Regions from separate parts of the Homo sapiens genome. Here all the other regions are linked to region 3. The links are chromatin contacts, found by Hi-C or POLR2A ChIA-PET in ENCODE. All regions are on one chromosome and are shown on one strand. The core of a region is the stretch at or near the end of the contact, and the rest is flanking DNA. Distances in the headings are between cores, read along the strand shown. Region 1 holds the start of LNPK (lunapark, ER junction formation factor). Region 2 holds the start of HAT1 (histone acetyltransferase 1). Region 3 holds the start of SP3 (Sp3 transcription factor). Region 4 holds the start of DCAF17 (DDB1 and CUL4 associated factor 17). Region 5 holds the start of SLC25A12 (solute carrier family 25 member 12).

Evidence for each region. Hi-C counts contacts between places; a loop is a spot of excess contacts on that map. ChIA-PET counts read pairs that join two places held with the same protein, here RNA polymerase II (POLR2A). Pooled maps may share reads with other maps.
Region 1: a map of CD8-positive, alpha-beta T cell shows a loop between it and region 3 (6-fold over the local background). The contact joins the promoter of LNPK here to the promoter of SP3 in region 3. A Hi-C loop is called at or near these places in 3 of 168 maps with a recorded cell type or tissue (CD4-positive, alpha-beta memory T cell, CD8-positive, alpha-beta T cell and naive thymus-derived CD4-positive, alpha-beta T cell) and 7 of 50 pooled maps. POLR2A ChIA-PET finds 5 or more read pairs at or near these places in 1 of 52 experiments (T-cell).
Region 2: a map of B cell shows a loop between it and region 3 (19-fold over the local background). The contact joins the promoter of HAT1 here to the promoter of SP3 in region 3. A Hi-C loop is called at or near these places in 3 of 168 maps with a recorded cell type or tissue (B cell, CD8-positive, alpha-beta T cell and naive thymus-derived CD4-positive, alpha-beta T cell) and 9 of 50 pooled maps. POLR2A ChIA-PET finds 5 or more read pairs at or near these places in 1 of 52 experiments (HepG2).
Region 4: a map of CD8-positive, alpha-beta T cell shows a loop between it and region 3 (6-fold over the local background). The contact joins the promoter of DCAF17 here to the promoter of SP3 in region 3. A Hi-C loop is called at or near these places in 1 of 168 maps with a recorded cell type or tissue (CD8-positive, alpha-beta T cell), 1 of 37 single-sample maps with no recorded cell type and 9 of 50 pooled maps. POLR2A ChIA-PET finds 5 or more read pairs at or near these places in 1 of 52 experiments (activated B cell).
Region 5: a pooled map shows a loop between it and region 3 (5-fold over the local background). The contact joins the promoter of SLC25A12 here to the promoter of SP3 in region 3. A Hi-C loop is called at or near these places in 6 of 50 pooled maps. POLR2A ChIA-PET finds 5 or more read pairs at or near these places in 2 of 52 experiments (K562 and activated naive CD4-positive, alpha-beta T cell).

What each region holds. Positions count from the first base shown.
Region 1 is chr2:176,000,516-176,004,031 of GRCh38, forward strand. LNPK (lunapark, ER junction formation factor) reads right to left here and starts at 1,752. Exons shown (of 13, transcript NM_030650.3): 1 at 1,645-1,752. RefSeq lists an enhancer at 1,946-2,165.
Region 2 is chr2:171,920,475-171,923,970 of GRCh38, forward strand. HAT1 (histone acetyltransferase 1) reads left to right here and starts at 1,987. Exons shown (of 11, transcript NM_003642.4): 1 at 1,987-2,033. The coding sequence starts at 2,027. It overlaps LOC105373740 (a long non-coding RNA gene), which reads right to left and starts at 1,915. Exons shown (of 3, transcript XR_923579.2): 1 at 1,565-1,915; 2 at 606-757. RefSeq lists enhancers at 1,423-2,071, 2,212-2,261.
Region 3 is chr2:173,963,825-173,967,257 of GRCh38, forward strand. It overlaps SP3 (Sp3 transcription factor), which reads right to left and starts at 1,549. Exons shown (of 7, transcript NM_003111.5): 1 at 1,341-1,549; 2 at 581-729; 3 at 1-59. The coding sequence starts at 1,347. RefSeq lists enhancers at 1-63, 64-886 and silencers at 127-616, 947-1,226, 1,727-1,796.
Region 4 is chr2:171,432,461-171,436,234 of GRCh38, forward strand. It overlaps DCAF17 (DDB1 and CUL4 associated factor 17), which reads left to right and starts at 1,766. Exons shown (of 14, transcript NM_025000.4): 1 at 1,766-2,243; 2 at 2,623-2,726. The coding sequence starts at 2,118. METTL8 (methyltransferase 8, tRNA N3-cytidine) reads right to left here and starts at 1,530. Exons shown (of 10, transcript NM_001321154.2): 1 at 1,423-1,530. RefSeq lists enhancers at 764-933, 911-1,471, 1,144-1,213, 2,033-2,592 and a silencer at 1,524-2,433.
Region 5 is chr2:171,892,104-171,895,573 of GRCh38, forward strand. SLC25A12 (solute carrier family 25 member 12) reads right to left here and starts at 2,141. Exons shown (of 18, transcript NM_003705.5): 1 at 2,100-2,141; 2 at 1,102-1,155. The coding sequence starts at 2,111. RefSeq lists enhancers at 1,787-2,353, 2,354-2,920 and a silencer at 2,064-2,383.

The DNA of each region.
Region 1 (3,516 bases), core at 502-3,001, 2.0 Mb after region 3:
TGGAAAATTATATTAGTTTGTATTTTTACAAAAATAGATTGCTCTCATTTTCTCTAGTATAAGAAATAGAGCAAAAAATTCTGTAGACTCTGCCATTAAATAACCTTGTAGGTCTTTGAAGGAAACAGCAAAGGAAGTTCTATGTTTATCAAATTCCAAAGTTAAGTATAAGCTATTTAATCACCATCAACAGTACCTCCATAACATATTATACTATACAATTGAAGAGTAAAGGTGATTTATTCTAGAATTCTAACTTTCAAATGTCCTAACTGAAAAGACAATTCTGAAATAGCCCAAGCCACATTTATTGCTCCTCAAAAAGAATTTTAATGAAAAGTACACCTCTATTATATATTAAGCACTCTTAATATATAATGATTAGTGCTTGCTTTCATGGTAAGTCAATTTTCATCTGAACTAAATACCACCAAAAAATTACTATTTGATTATAAATGTTTCTATGTGAAGTCATATATTTTTAATAGCCATATAACTTCTCCTTTTCTTGTATTTTCTTGTTTATATAACATATAAACACTATATAAGTTTACTAACATCATTACTGAGCTGATCTCAATAGATAACAGACAACCTTAAAATTCTAATTTAAACGCACCACTCCTGTTTAAGAAAATGTGTTAAAAGTCAACTTGGTCTTCTGGGGGCTGCTGAGGAAAAGAAATGAGCATTCCCTGCCAGTTTGAACATATTCCTGAAACCAAGCTTACTCACACCCACCAAACCGCTGTTGAATAGAGTCAATTTTGTCAATGCTGACACCCAGGCCATAAAGAAAGGAGGAAACAGTAGACACCGAGCAACACACACCGGAGGCCAACTGGGAAAAGCAGAACACGGAAAACTCAGTGATTCACGGGTCTTGCTTAGTACTGTGAAAGCACCATCAGCAAAGCTGAGTTGACCAATTTCAACTCTTTCTCAATCCGTAAACTATGAACTGACGGAATTTAGATTTGTTTTTCTCCTCCTACCACGCCTCTGATACAATGCACCTTCGCCCTTCCCCTCCACCCCACAGCCCACCATCCCTGAAATAAGGACAATGGTTGGAGAGTCTCTTCTCTAAGTAGCACGTACTCCACGCCCACACGCTAGAGCCCGGCAGCATGACACTGACAGTTTTCAGTCCCTTCTGGTCTTTCTAACTCTTGGAGCCTCCGCACAACTCAGAAAGAGAAGCGGAGAGAACGCTCAAAGCGGACAGCTGAGCGTAGGAAATGCTAGTTTGGGACCTTCTGACCTCTTTGCCCCACCTGTGTCGAGATAAGCTCGACACAAGTGGGCCAAAGAGCTGGGGCTCAAGCCAGTCACCACCCGGAATCTCCTAGAACCGAGCTGGAGAAACTACCAGCCCTAGAGGGGAAACAAGGGTTTCAAGACTCCAGCGCCACCACTGCCAGTGTGCTGGGAAATCCAGGGAACAAGGCGGCGAGCCTGGGTCTGCGCGGACCACCGCGCAGCCTGACTAGCAGCCGCCGCAGAGCTCTAGGCCACTTGGCAGGAGGCGGGGGCACCAAGGAGAGGCAAGCGGGGAACCCGCAGCTTATTTCCCAGGGGCACAGCTCAGCATGCCTCCCCGCTGCAGAGCCCTCCCAACTGCCCTCGCCTTGAGCGTTCTACCTGCAAGAAGCGGGCGCAGCCCGGCCCGGGCGTCCACCCCCGCCAGTCTCGGCCGCCACCGCCCAGCCTGCCTCCAGAGCAGGCAGCAGCCGCCACTGACAGAGAGACAAGCCGGGCCAACTCCTTCCCATGAAACCCCGCGCTCCAGCCGCTCGCCAATTGGCGCCGCGGTCGGCGCGCGCCGCTCCCCCGTCACGTGACCGTACCCTGGGCGGGTAGTTGTTGGGGCGGGTCGGCCGGGAGGTTAGGATCTTGTGTTTGTGGCCTCCGCAGCCAGCTTAGGCTGCTCGGTGTCGTGTCGCAGTTATGTACTGCCATTTATTATGACTCTTAGAATATAGTTATTTCTTACTCTTCCGCTGCCTCCTTTGCTTTTAAAGCCTGTTCTGCCAAGTCTCGCTGGAGAAGGAAACCCCTGAAACTGGTCCTGGTGGTCTCAGACCGCCGCGCGAGCGAAGAGTGGGGAGGACAAAGGTTGGGGAGTTGAGAAGGATGGAGATGGGTGCATCTGGAAGGGAGTCCGTCCTGAGGAGTCCCCCATCAGCTGTCAGCCAGCCAGCAGCAAAGCAAATTAAGACTACACAGCTCCGAAGAAGCCAGTTCCCAACCAAGCCAGTGGAGAAAAGTCAGCCCGGTCCCCAGGAGTGCTTGAGGCTCTGTCACTCTTGGACGTCAAAAAGGGTCATTTGATGACTGGACGCTTACCTCACCGGTGTGAGGTAAGCTTCAAACGCCGTATCATGTTGCTTTAAAACCTGCGGGTAACAGCATAAGCTGAGTTTTCTATCTTAGAACTCTTAACCCCAAGAACACTCTTCACAGGCCCTGATAGGTGGACCCACAAAAAAACCACTCAGGCTATATTTGACTCGGATTTGAAACGCTGCCGAAACGGTATTAAGTGTCCTCCTCAACTGGAAAAGACAAATAACAAATGATGCCTGAATGAGAAAAAGACTAGACGTGCACACAGTAATGTGTGAGCAGGGAAACTTCAGCGAAGGTTTTTATCATGCTTTACCCCTTTTACATGCTTTACCCCATGTGCAAACATTTTTCATGGGTTTTTTTCTATTTTTTATTTATTTTTATTCTATTTTTTTATTTATACACAAAAAAGTTTCAATGATTTTTTAAAGAGTAATAGTTTTAATATGTTACATTTAAACTTTGACGATGCAAACAGGTTGTCAAGAGAAGCAACTGAGCATTGTTTGGTTGGTAAGAAAATTTATTATACTAGAAGCTACCGCATAATTCACTGTGCAATTTGCTTGCCCTAATTGCCTAAATATTTAGTTACAGTTCTGTACACTTGCAAGGATGAGGGGAAGGGAACTGAAGTTTAGCGTGTCACTGTGGATCAGGCACTTTCCAAATGTAGAAGAAAATGAACAGAAACATTTCACCTGTTTTGATGTGGAAATTTAACCGTTTTGTTTTTCAACCTTTGCTGTTGCAAAGTATTAAAGTCCTGTGCAGTTTTGCAAATATATCTCACCGCAGAAAGATCTCCTTTCCTAAGAAGACTGGGAAGAACGGCTTTCCACTTGCCAGTAATGTGTCCTCTGGTTTCAATTGAGCCATCAGTGTCTGTACTCCAGCCTGGGCTACCAAGCGATACCCCACCTCTGAAAAAAGGGTAGCAAGGGGACAGAGAAGAGCTGTCTGGATACACGAGATTCCAAAAACCTAATCCTGAGATAAAATTCCCTAGGGAATTGCTCTACCGAGAGTAGAGATTTGACCTGGAAAGAGAAGGGAGAGAAGTATTTAATCATTAACTCTTTTAATCCTCCCAACAACCTTTTTAGTATCATTTTTCAAATGAGGAAACTGAAATGTAGAAAGATTATGTACACTGTTGAAGGT
Region 2 (3,496 bases), core at 737-3,236, 2.0 Mb before region 3:
CTGCAAGCTCCGCCTTCCAGGTTCACGCCATTCTCCTGCCTCAGCCTCCTGAGTAGCTGGGACTGCAGGCACCCGCTACCACGCCCGGCTACTTTTTTTGTATTTTTAGTAGAGACAGGGTTTCACCATGTTAGTCAGGATGGTCTGGATCTCCTGATCTCGTGATCCGCCCGCCTCGGCATCACAAAGTGCTGGGATTACAGGCGTGAGCCACCACGCCCGGCCTATGACTGTAATTTCTTGTGTATCATTAGGTTTCAAGAAAAAGGATCTTGAAACCTTTTCTTGGGATCACGACTGTAATCCCAGCACTTTTGGAGGCCGAGATGGGCAGATCATCTGAGGTTGGGAGTTCGAGATCAGCCTAACCAACATGGAGAAACCCCGTCTCTACAAAAATACAAAATTGCTGGGTGTGGTGGCGCATGCCTGTAATCCCAGCGACTCAGGAGGCTGAGGCAGAAGAATCGCTTGAACCCGGGAGGCGGAGGCTGTGGTGAGCTGAGATTGTGCCATTGCACTCCAGCCTGGGCAACAAGAGTGAAACTCCGTCTAAAAAAAAAAAAAAAAAAAAGAAAGAAAAAGGATCTGGGCATTCTCAGTACCTTTTCTGATCTTTATCTTCAGGAAAGCCATCTCTATATAGTTGAGCAAATAAATACTGGGCTGAGTATCTGATGAACTGCACTCTGCATAGGTTGCATACTGAGAATGAACTTGGGCAGTTTATCTTTTCTGGGCTTTGGTTTCCTCATCTCTAAAATGAGAGGGCGTGTTAGTTCTAGACCATCATCCCAAGGGTCCATTTTAGCTTTAGCGTGCATCACTGTAAAACCTGTTAACAAATATTTGTTGAGATAAGGAATTCTGGTGTATAGCCAACATTGTGGGAATATTTGTGGATACCTAAATAGTGGTTTATCCTCTGGGGAAAGCAGTTCCTACAGCTACTAAATACTAACAAGGCCTATGGCTAAAATCAGGTAGCACCTTGTGATGTAATTCAAACCACTAGGACATGTGGCATGCAAGACTACATCAGGCTACTTGAGGTATTTATTAGGTAACAATTTTTTTTTTTTTTTGAGACGGAGTCTCACTCTGTTGCCCAGGCTGGAGTGTAGTGGCGCAATCTCGGCTCACTGCAACTTTCGCCTCCAGGGTTCAAGCGATTCTCCTGCCTCAGCCTCCCGAGTAGCTGGGATTACAGGCGCCTGCCACCATGCCTGGCTAATTTTTGTATTTTTAGTAGAGACGGGGTTTCACTATGTTGGCTACACTGGTCTCGAACTCCTGAGCTCAGGCAATCTACCCGCCTCGGCCTCCCAAAGTGCTGGGATTATAGGCGTGAGCCACCGCGCCCGGCCTAGGTAACGATTTTTGCGCGCTAAACGGTTCTTAGTAACCTGCAGAGTGAAAGCAGAGTACCTAAATATCATACTGTATACGTTAAAAACAGGGGAGAAAGGAAAAAAGGTGTTAAAGTTTACAGCAAAATGAGAAACAAATGAGGAAAACAAGTGAAAGCTTCTCCCGCAACTGAAACTCAACCTCTACATTTTACCTAGGTAAAATGGTAAAATTGCCCACAGGGCTCAGGTGTTTGGATGCACTGTCCAGGCCAAGAGGAAAGATTTTCAGCCAGTCTCCAAAACATCTCAGGGACGGGTATGGAAAACAGGCGTAAAGTGTCTGTATTGATCAAATCAACCCCAGAGAAACTTTCCTAGGGCCAGAGAGCATCTCAACCGCGAAAGTCCGTTTGCGGCCTCCTTCTCCACTTCAGGCCTGCAAAGCGGCTGACGGCATTCGCAGTGGCTAGGCAACGGCCCGCGCAGACTTCTCGGCGTTAGCCCCGCCTCTTGAGGCGCTTCCGCCGCCGGGCTCCTGGACACGCCTCCTTTAATTGGCTAACGTCACGCTGGGAGTGGGCGGGGAAAATATGTCAGACTGTGCGGTCACTTCCGGCCCGGGAGCGCGCGGGTTGATTCGTCCTTCCTCAGCCGCGGGTGATCGTAGCTCGGAAATGGCGGGTAAGTTACCGGGAAAAGTTTACCAAGGGGAGGAGGCGGCCAGATCGGGGATAGAACGCCGAGACGGTGGTGACAATGCCCGCCTAGAACTTTCGGGCTGTAGCCTGGGTTCCAGAAGGCCTGCTTGGGACCGGAAGCGCGGAACTCTCAGCCCAGCAGCTCCTTGTTGGCGGCGGTCCGCGCCCCCGCCCCCAACTGCTTGGGGTTCTGCGCCTTCTGCCAGCAATCCGGCCCCTACCGAGGGCCGAAGACGCCAGGGAAAAGCGTCATGATTTGGGCTCGTAAAATGCCACATGCCTTGGGGCCTGTTTCTCTTCCCATTCCTTTTGTCCACTGCTGCTTGCTTCAGCTCTTGTACATCTGGTCCTGTTCCCGCCAGCTGATTTTAATGCTCAGATCCTCCTCCTCTTCCAGGTCTCCGTCTACCTTCCACTACAGTCAACTTCTGAGCTAGCGCATTGCTGCCTTGCCCTGCTCTGGCGCTCCCACTTGGATCTCGACTGACTTCGTAGTCGTCTCGTTAATCTGTCACACTTTAGTATTCCGAGGATCGTATTTAGATGCCCTTTGAGAAAGACTTTGTTCCTGAACTGCTCCCTTCTCTTTTAGGGTTGGACTACTATAATACAATTCTCTTGTGTACATTCTAGAGACCCTTCAAGTTACAACATTTAATAATGTATAATTGCTATTACTTTGTACGTGTATTAAGGCTGTTTTGGTGTGATTATTTTTTTCGATTACTTATCTTTTGAAGTTATGGACAGTTTCTTTTTCCTGAGACAGGGTCTCTCTGTCGCCCAGGCTGGAGTGCAGCGATCATAGTTCCGGGCAGCTTCCAACTCCTCGTAGGCTCAAGCGATCCTCTTGCCTCAGCCTCCCGAGTAGCTAGGACTACAGGCATGCGCCACAACATTCGGCTAAAAAAAAACAATTTTTTTTAACCTTTTAGAGACAGAGTCTGGCTGTATTGCCTCAGGCCGGTCTGGAACTCTTGGCCTCAAGCCATCCTCTCGCCTCAGCTTCCCAAAGTGTTGGAATGACAGGATTGAGCCACTTCGCTGGCCTTTGTTGCTTTTATCATCTCTTTACAGGGCATTCCTCATAGTCTCTCTACATTAACCATTCCATTTTTATGAATATGTGGGATAGACAAGCTGTTGTGTGAGCTCTACAGATGTTTAAAGAAGGACTTTTCTACCAGATGGAGATTGTAGGATCTTGAAGTACCACAGAAGAGGGAGGACGTACTCTAAGAATTACATCTAAATTCGAATTTTGGGCCCATCATTTAGTAGTTGGATGCCCTTCAACTAAACCTCTTTCTAAGCCTGAACTTTTGAATGTAAAATGGGGTTGATGTAATACCTACTTATAGAATTGTGCAGATTGAGCTAATATATGATTTCACAGGTTAAATTTTGTTGCTTACATTCCTCGAAGTAAATTCTGTAATCTCGGTT
Region 3 (3,433 bases), core at 299-2,798:
GGCGGCCCTATCTTGCTGCAGGTAGCGGCCAGCAGAGCGAGCGGTGACGGCTGAGTGTCCTACCCCCAATGGGCGGGTTCAGAGAGGGAGACAGGGGGAGGGGGTGGCGGTTAGGGTCGGGCCGCCTTTCGCACAGGAAGTACGACTCGGTCCCCGCCGACTGCGCCCGGGCAAGCGCCAGCCCGCGCTCTCCTCCTCCTCCTCCTCCTCCTCCTGGTCCCGCCGCCAGCCCACGCCTGGCGTCCCCCGCTCCAAGCACCCCGGCTCCCCGGTCCGCGGGCAGGCGGGCGGCGGGCTGCGCGCCGGGCCTCCGCCTTCCGCCCGGAACCCACCCCCGGGAGGGCACGCTGGGGCCCACACTCACACGCGCACAAAAAGGCGGCAGGCGGGCGAGGCGGGGCGGCGCGGGCGGGGTCGGAGCGTTGGCGCCTCGGGCGGGCAGCTCCCGGGGCGGGGGGAGGGGAGTGGAGGGGAGGGGAGAGACGAGGAGGGAGGGGTGAGGCGAGGAGGGAGGGGAGAGGCGAGGGGAGGAGAAAGCGGCGCGAGGGGGGAGCCGGGCCGGGGTTCAGCCGCTCCTCACCTGGGCCGCCGCTGCCGCCGCCACCGCACCGTTTCCGTGCTGTTGCTGCTGCTGCAGATACTCGCCGTGGCCGCCGCCGCCGCCACCGCCGCCGCCGCTATCCACGTCCAAGGCAGCCATTTCCTCTTGTTTCACGGGCTTTTCGGGAGCTGCAGGCACAGCGCGGGGGGGTGGGGGTGGGGAGGAAGGCGGGTGGCGGAGAGGGAGGGGGCCCGCGGGCCGAAGCGAAATTACTCCCAAAGCCCGGACCCAGGCCCCTTCCCCTCCCCCACCCGCCCCCCGGCGGCGGCGGCGGCGGCGGCTCCCTCCTCCCCTCCTGCTGCTGCCCCCGCCCGCCGCTGCCTGTAACCCTCCTCCTCCTCCTCTTTCCCTCCTCCTCCTCCTCCCCGCGCTGCCCCTGCCCCCTCTCCTCTCCTCCCCTTTCCCTTCGCGCCGCTCGCTCTCACTCGCGCTCGCTCCTCTCGCACCGTCAGTCACTCACACACGCCCGCCCGCGCCCGCACACAGGGGGATGCGCTCCCGGCGGACCGGGCCGCCCGCCCCGGGGCCTGGCGGGGAGACGGCGTTGCTGGGGCTTCGGGGGTGGACGGTGGCTGGCGGGGAGGGGAGGGAGGCGCAGGGGAGTGCAGCTTTCTGCCTCTCACAGACACTCGGTCGCACACACGGGGCCGAGACCGGCGGCAGCGGCCCCGGGCTGGCTGTGGTCGGCGGCAGCGGCGGCGGCGGCAGCAGCAAGGGTTGCTCTCTCGGCTTTACGTACCGGTCATAGTGTGTTTAGGGCACCTCAGGCGGGGCTCCCCGCCGCCTTACACATGGTGAGGAGCGAAGGCGGCGGCGGCGGGAGAGGATGCGGGAAGCGGCGGCGGACACGGCCGGAGCGGTCCGGGGATTTTTTTTTCCTATTTTGATTGACTGTGCGGGAAACACAAAAGGTGGAGCCTCCAGCCCAAAAGGGGGGAAGAGGGTGACAGCCCGCCCGGAACTCCCGCCCCTCTTCTTGGCTCTCATTCGCCGCCGTGCTCTTTGTCGGCTGTGCTCATTGGTCCAGGCGCCTGTCCGTCGGTCTGCCAGGCGGCGCGCTTCCTGTTTGCCCCCGGGTGGAAGGGGAGAGACAATGAGCGGCCGTGGCAGCGTAGGTTTTCGAGAGCGGCTACGGCTCGCCGGTTACCCCGCTGTGCCCGCCTCCCTCGCCGGCTGCCGCTGCCAGGCCCGAGGCGCAGGCCTCCTCCACCTTGCAGGCGCTCGGAGCAGGCCTAGCCAAGCTGTAGGGGAGCTGAGCTGGGGAGGAAATTCGTCCCCGGTGACTCCTGCTCCACTGGACGCTTCCTCCATCCCGGCAGCAGTCTTGGCCGGATCTCCCCAGGGCCTCGCGCTCTTGGAGCCGCCGCTTCCCTGCGCTGCCAGGAGGCCACCGCTGCTCAGCCCCGGGGCTGCTGCTGCGGCCGCTGCCGCTACTGAGCAAACCAGACCCGCCCCACGAGCCCGGGGGGAGGGAGCTGGTATTAGGGGAGACACCCCCTCCGAGGCTGGAGGAGGATTTTTCTCTCTCACATCCAGCTTCCTGATTCAGTCACAGCCATCTCGCTCCCAGCCCCCTTAGCCCCAGTTTTCCAACCGGTCTCCCACTTTCACGTACCCTGAAGGCAGGCATTTAAAGCAAAAAAGAAATCTCAAGTCACCTCACATACGGAAGGAGAGTTTTAATTTTGGCCAGTGGCACCAAAACGGGCACTTAAAAGTATATTTCATTTTACTTGTGGTATGTGTATGTATTCAGTGGGGCAGAATTCTGTGTTTTAAAAAATCGGTCACATAACCATTTTGCTGCACAAACGTATTATTCCCGGCCTCTTTATCCTCTTGGTACCAAGTCAGATATCTCCTGAAATAAGCCCATCAACCACTGCCAACGTTTTTTAAAGTCGTGAACCGGTGAACTACCTTTTTTCCCCCATTGGAACATTTTTGTTGTATTTTAAAATCTTGTTTCTCTTACTGGATTAGGTTAACACTCCTTCCTTCTTTGGCATCCTTGGTATCTTGCTGTCATCCTGGGGGAAAATGCTCAGGTTTTAAGTGTGTGTTTTGCCAACTAAGAGACATCTCTCCCTGTTACCTTCAAGTATAGTTGCCAAGAAAGAAGTTAAATTCAAGAGGTGGAAACACTGTCCACAATACCTGTTTTTTAGAAATCTGGCTCAAGATTCAGTTTTCCCATTACTGTGATTATTATATTTTGTGTGATATGTGATGTGCTGGTGGATGAGGTTGTGAAGTCCAAGCACTTTAACCAGATTTTGTGTGTCCTAACTTAATAGGTAATCCATTTGTGAGATACTGAGTTTACATCCCAGTTCCAAAGCACTTAACCGCCTATGCTGACAGGATCAGAAACATTGTATGGTTACTTTGCTCTTAATTGTACAAAGATCAAATTTCCAGGGAATTAACCTAAAAACCACAAACATGCGGAAACGAGACTCAAAATTCTGAGTCCAAGAATAGGGTTCATCTCTTCTAATAGTCCTTGTAGTCTCATATTTAAGTGGAAAAGTCACTTTCAAAGTTGAGTCGTATAACCTATGTACTATTTTACAACAAAAACTTTTAAGGAAATAAAAGTCACAAAATAACCTGATTTGGGGTGGGGAAAATGGAAAAAGAGATGGGTGCCTTGAAGAGCGGGACAGGTGAAAATAAGTGGACTGGGAGGGAGGAAGGGAAGTCACTATTATCACTCTGTTCCTACCCGGATCTCTTGGGTGGAAGGTAGCTCTTTCCCTAGAAAGGATATTTCAGGCATTTTCAGTTTTGTTTTGTTTTTTTTTTCAGGAGTGGGGATATGTTCTACGC
Region 4 (3,774 bases), core at 516-3,015, 2.5 Mb before region 3:
AGAGGAAAGAGAAATGAGAGAGTTGATGAATTCAATTCAGAAATGATTTGAATTTCATTTAAGCCAAAGAAAACCCAGTTATCTTTTCTGGGTTCCAGTTTTCTCAGTGACAGCTGCATTCATGAATTACCAAATTAACTATTGTAGCACTCTCTAAAAATATACAAAGCACTCTACCGTATGCTGTAAATAAGTCATGAAAAATCAGCAAAAGCTCGAGCCCTGAAGGAAATTCAGCAGGGTTAAAAAGAGATATGGCCAATGTTTACTAAACACTTAAACTGTGACCCAACACACTCACCCAGTACTGTAAGTACTCACTTAATGTCATCAACAGATTTTTGGAAACTGACTGTAAGCAAAATGACATATAACAAAACCATTTTTACCATAGGCCAATTGATATAAACAAAAGTTAAGTTCCTATAACATATTTCTGGTCACAAAAACATCACCAAACTCCTAAATACAAACCAAAACACTTCTAATATTAAACATTGAAATAAATGGGAGCTATACATACATTTAAGGAAGATTAATAAAAACAAGTAAGATAGTTATTTACCTAATTATTCCAGTTCAGGGTCGAGGGTGGCTGAAGCCTATCCCCTCAGCTCAGGGTGCAAGGTGGGAACCAACCCTTGGACACGACGACATTCCATCGCAGGGAGCACTCACACTCACACTCAGACAGGAAACACAGACAAGGCCAATTCATCCAGCCTGCACTGAGATGTGGGAGGCAGTACCCTGGGGTACCTGGTGAAAACCCATGCAGACGTGGGGAGAAGGGGCAAGATCCACACAAACAGTAGCCCCGGTAGGAAATTATTATTTTTTCTCATCAAGTTATACAAAATGACACTGAACGAAAAAATGCGATTCAAGGACCTGCTGTACTGTACTTTTTGCTCTGCCAGTCAGGTGCGATCGCTGGCTTTCTTTGAGCACCTATGAACAAGAGGTAGCATGCCCAAGTCCACGTGGGAGATACAGCGGCCCCACCCTTAAGGGACTTAGAGCATGGCGGTGGGACACATGTGGTGCAAGCTTGCTGAAAGTTTAGTGTGCTGGGAACTTTGAACATACAGGCAGGGCTAGTTAACAAAGTATATCTTTTACTTAGAGACATCGACGAGGAATATCTTAGGCCGTCCAATAAGAATGTAAGCATTTCATATTTTATTCCCTATAAAGAAAAAAGAATGGAGGCGAGAGGAAATGAAATGAAGCAATTATCGCAAAACCAGTCAGTGTCCCCGCAGGCCACCCAAGGACAAGCCTCCGGGAAAGAGTAACTCAATCCCAGTTTGGAGGGTGAAACTAAGAGTGAATGGGAAGCCAGCATCTTCCTAATACAAAAGCACAGTTTACCGTCCCCCTCAGCCAACATGCGGCTGAAGGGAAAGCCGCGGGGCGTACCTTTAGCACGGGACGCTGCTTTGGGGGGATCGCCCTCGACACAGCGCCCCTCCCGGCACCTGGCCAGAACCTCCCAGGGCGAAGGTCGGGGCCGAGAAGCTTGTGAGTACCGGGGCAGTGAGGGAGGGATCCCTAAGTGCAGGGCGCACACACGGGGCGGAGACCTGGAGGCGGCAGCACCGCGCCCCCAGGGCTCTGCCCAGCTAGCCACTCGCAGCACAGAGAAGCGCGCCCGCAAGACAGCGCAGCCTCCGCGGGCCGGAGGAGGCGGGGCCGCGGCAGGCAGAGGCAGGGCCGGGCAAGCCCTCGCTCCCCGCCGCCTGACGGGAATTGTAGTTCCTGGGAGAAGCCGGGCTGCCTCACGAGGCACTAGGAACTACATTTCCCGGTGAGAGAGCGGCTCCGGCCGGCCGCGCGGTACCGGAGCGTCGCACTGTCAGCGGCCAGAGAGCCTGGGGCAGATCGAAAAGGGAGTGCTTCTTCCCTTCTCTCCGCGCTCTGGCGGTGCAAGCGGCTCTGCTTTCCCTCGCCCCGCCGTCGGGTGCTCCCTGCCCGCCTCCCCGTGTCAGCTTTCCCTGGGCCCCGCCGGGAAAGTCTGGGCCTCGAAATTCGAAGGCAGCGGCGGCTGCCCAGCACGGGAGTGTGGGGCGCGCCACTCGGCGGCCCAGCCTACCCAGGGCCCGGCCCGCGCCTCCATGGGCCCGACCCGGAAGCCCAACGTGTGCAGCCGGCTGAGTCGCCGGGCGCTGGGCTGCTTCTCGCGCGACGCAGGCGTGGTGCAGAGGACCAACCTGGGCATCCTGCGGGCGCTGGTGTGCCAGGTGACCGCCAGCCGGCCGGGGCGGGACGGAGGGCCGCGGGCGCGCGGCGGCCGAGCCTCCTGCGGGGATGCGGTTTTAACGCGCTGGGGCCTCCCTTTATAGGGTCACATGTGATGGGGAGGAGGATACAAGCCCGGAATCTGGGATAGGTGGTAATAGGGCCACCAGCTGCTTTTAGTTTTACGCTTCTTATGTCTTACCTGGAAACAATTATTCTAAAAGTTGGTCACCTCATTAAGCCAAAACATGAGGGCAGAGTGGAGGAAGGATGCAAAAAGTTTTAAAATAATATAGGTGACATTATGTTGCTTTGAAAATTTAAAATCTAACTTAAAGCCTAAGAGTTCTTTCCTGAACGGAAATTCTTTATGTCTTTTAGGAAAGTACTAAATTTAAGAATGTCTGGACAACTCATTCCAGGTCACCTATAGCCTATGAGAGAGGAAGAATATATTTTGACAATTATCGGCGCTGTGTCAGCAGGTAACTTTTTATTGATAATTTTGCTGTAATTCACCTCACTGTTGATCTTAACTATAATTTGTATAGAACCACATGCCTACATTAGTGCCTAGTGAAATAGAATGAAAAAAATGGGTCCGAAATAAGACTAGGCAGTAAAAAATGCATGTAATTTTAAAATCTTGTTAAATCTAAAGTTGCAGGTGTCATTTTTGTAAATACCAACTTAAAGCAAAACTACAGTGCAGGCAAAACCACAGATTGTTCAGAGTACTGTTTAGTGTTTAGTCTACTTATACCACAGTCAAGAAATCCAGTTGCCAATCAAATAATTAGATGCTGCTTTGGAGAATTGATGGATTGTGTTTTGGAAGTACTTGCCTTTTTTTTTTTTTTTTAGAGAAATTTTTTCAAACAAAAGCCTAGTATTTAGAGATCCAAAATGTTTAACAGTCAGCCTCATCCACAACTGTCCAACATGAGGGGGGAAGGAAAGCCACAATGCATCCCCATATACTCATTACCCAGATTCAAAAACTATCAAGATTTGCCACATTTGCTTTATCTAACCCACTTTTCCTTTTGCATGACCTCTTTTAAAGCATATTCTAAACATACATCAGTTTGCATTTTTAAAAAAATGAGCTTTTTTTATAGGCTTTATTAGGATATAATTCACATACCATATATTTACCCATTTAAAGTGTACAGTTCAATAATATTTAATGCATTCACAGATACATGTAATCACTACCACAGTTAATTTTAGAGCATTTTCATCACTTCAAAACAGAACCATGTACCTTTAAGCAGTCACCTCAGTACCACCATTACCCTCAGCCCTAAGCAACCACTAGTCTGTTTTCTGTCTGTAGATTCACCTATTCTGTACTTTTCATATAAATGGAATCATATAATATATGGTCTTTTGTAACTGGCTTTTTCACTTTGCGTGTTTTCAAGGTTCATCCATGTTGTCACATGCATCAGAATTCCTTTATAAAGTTGAATAATATTGCATTGTATCAATTACCACATTTTACGTATCCGTTTATCAGTTGTTAGACAT
Region 5 (3,470 bases), core at 891-3,390, 2.1 Mb before region 3:
AGCAGGGACCTGCCCAAGGTCAAAGTGTCTTCATAAGAACCCAGGTCCAGAATAGAAAGTTCTCAAAAGATTTCAGAGAGAAATGCAATATTTGGTGAAACACCTTAGCTTGCCTCCCTTTACATCTACTTTTTTTTTTTTTTGAGACAGTGTCTCTCTGTCCCCAGGCTGGAGTGCAGTGGCACGATCTCGACTCACTGCAAGCTCCGCTTCCCGGGTTAACGCCATTCTCCTGCCTCAGCCTCCCGAGTAGCTGGGACTACAGGCGCCCACCACCACGCCCGGCTAATTTTTTGTATTTTTAGTAGAGACGGGGTTTCACCGTGTTAGCCAGGATGGTCTCGATCTCCTGACCTCATGGTCCACCCGCCTCGGCCTCCCAAAATACTGGAATTACAGGCGTGAGCCACCGCGCCCGGCCTACATCTACTTCTTAAGTACAATTTCCTGCATAGGAAACTTTTGAAATTTAAGAAAAGAAAGCAAAACAAAAAACTAAGCCAACCTTTTTTTTTTCTTTTTTCTTTTCTTTTTAAGTCTACAGCCAAGTCACTGATTCTAAAAGCTTAGAAGTTAAGGTAGACCATTGCAAGAATCTTAAGAGGTAACATTTTGGGGTAAAATCCCCAAGGCTTAAGGATACAATGTAAGTAAGACACACAAATTAAGAATAGCTATAATATTCTTATCTCTGTAACAAATTACATGGAGGATAGCTCATAAGTAGGAAAACTTTGTAAACATGCAACTTTCAAGGAAGAGAATTTTAGTCATCATACCTATTAACTATACAAGAATGCCAATACATTTTGAAATTTTATCTTGGTCTCTGTGCTTAAGCTGGAAATTTTTTTTCAAAATATATATCTTAAGTCATGTAAAAAAAAAAGCAGTAACTTGAGGAAAACCTTTTATCGACCCTTAATTAAAAGAAGGCCTTAAATCAAACCTTATTAAGAGAAGTATAAGCTATATTGTCCGGTCATGTTTGAAAGAATACATGAAAACTGAACATTCCTCAAAGTTAAGGCATGAATAGGACTAAGGACATGTACGTTTTTTGTTTTTGCAATGAAAGGCACACTATGCAAGCCAATTTACCTGTAGAAATATGTTTCTTAACTCATGAGGATCCCCTCGCTTAGTTGTCTGCACCTGTAAGCAAAAAAGAAAAAAAAGCCAGTTAATGCTTCACTAGAGACCACACAATCTCTTCAGATTAGAGGTCACATGGCTAACAATCAATGCTCCTATCTTTTATCATTTAGTTTAAAACAAACTAAAAGCCCTAATTGCTGATAAGAACTGTCAAACTGGATAACTGTGACTAGAGGGCAGAAAAACAGGTGCGAATAGCCTAAGATACAGCAAAGCTATCGGACAGTGCTTCCTCTGGACTGGAAAGGGAAGGCAATGAGGATCTTTTACTTTATTCCACATCTACTAGCAACACAGTAGTAACCACCCACCTTCAAATCAAGAAGCTAACAAGAGTAGATCAACAGGAAAGTTAAATCACCCAAATTAATCACTTGGCCTAGCAGCCTTTCTCCATAAAAAGCAAACCCAACATGTAATTATCTCCGCGTCCCTCTCCCCATCCAACCTAAAATATGAGAGCTGCCACAAATACAAATACTTTCCATACCCTGCAATCTGCAACGCAAAAGCCAACCACTGCCCTCGGCCTTATTGAGGCCCCAAATTACTCAATACTTACTCCCTCCCCCACCGCAATTCACTGATACCCTAGGTATCCCCAGCTTTACTTGCCACTTCCTCCCACACCCTTTCTGATGCCCTCCAACTCCGGACTCACAATCCCATGCACCTAGGACAGGACATTACTCTTCCTTCACTGACCCGTGTTACCGTACAAGCCCCTTCAACTCACAATCCCTCCTCCTTCCCCTCCCCCAGCCGGGCATCCCCTCCTCCGGTCCAAGCCCCGCACAGCTCTCCCCGCAGCAAGCCGGAGCCCCAGGACAAGCTATCTAAGACCTAGACAATGAATAAAATGGGAAGCAGTGGGGGGCTGCAGGCAGGGCGCTCGGAATGTCTCTTATGCAATAAAAGCAGCAGCAGAGAGTTGGAGTCACCTTGACCGCCATGCTGTGCTCGGAAGCCGGGGACGAGCGAGTGAGCGAGCAGGGCCGAGCTGTCAGGGCGCGCGCGCGCCGTCTTCCCGGCCGCGCCCGCCCTCCCTCTCGCCGGCGCCGCGCGCGTCCCTATGCAAATGAACTCGGGGCGCGCCGCGTGCGGAAAGGGGCCCGGCGTCCCGGCCAGAAAGGCAGCTGGTCCAGGGCCGGCCGGCCGGGCGGAGGAGGGGGACGCGCCTCCCACGGGGAAAACAAGCGCGACCCATGGGATCCCGACGCGCCGCGTGGTTGCCACAGCTAGGTCGCCGCCAGGAAAGCCCCAGGTTTCCTAAGGCCTCTTAGTGGGTGTGGCTTTGGGCACCGACCAGCCAAAGTCGTTTTCCCCGAGGCTTAAAGGAACATTTGGGGCCTATACTGAGCAAGGTTCCGACGGATCAAAGAGCACTTCCCATTAATAACAATGAATTAATGACAACTGATGGCAAATACCGACAAAACAAGATTGGGAACCACTCACTCTAGGGAAAACCTACGTAAACATAATTTGAGAAATATGCTCCTAAATTGGCATGGGACGAATACGCTGAATTTATTTTTGCTTTGCGTGCTATTACAACGGTTTATTAGTAGACTCGCTCCACTTTCCTAATCACCCAAATCCTGTGTGCAATGAGAAAAAAAACTCTATGTGTCTTTGACAGGGCTGGCAATGAATCGCTTGCCCATACATGAACAGAAAGTAATTCTCCATTCGATTTCTAGCCCTACCTAAGAAGTAGAAGAAGCAGTAACTCTATCTTGAACCAAAACAATGTTTCTAAACCCGTCTTGCCAATATCACTGTATTAGGCTACATATTGATTCAAACATGTATGGGCATCCATTATATGCCTGACATGGTCCTGCTTGTAAAAAACGCAAATAACCTATAGCCCCCACCCTCTAGGGGCTTACAGATGGTCAATGCTTCTCCACAACCCCAATCACATGTGTATTGTGTGTATGTGTGTCTGTGTGTGTGTGTGTTGAGACTGAGTCTCGCTCTGTCGCCCAGGCTGGAGTGCAGTGGCACCATCTTGACTCACTGCAACGTCCACCTCCCAGGTTCAAGAGATTCTCTTGCCTTGGCCTCCCGAGTAGCTGGGATTACAGGCACCCGCCGCAATGCCCAGTTAATTTTTTGTATTTTTAGTAGAGACAGGGTTTCACTATGTTGGCCAGGTTTGTCTCAAACTTCTGACCTCTGGTGATCCGCCCACCTCGGCTTCCCAAAGTGCTGGGATTACAGGCGTGAGCCACCGCGCCCGACCCTGTGTATGTTTTCATTTTTAATTTTTTGAGACGGAGTCTCGCTCTATCGCCCAGGCTGGA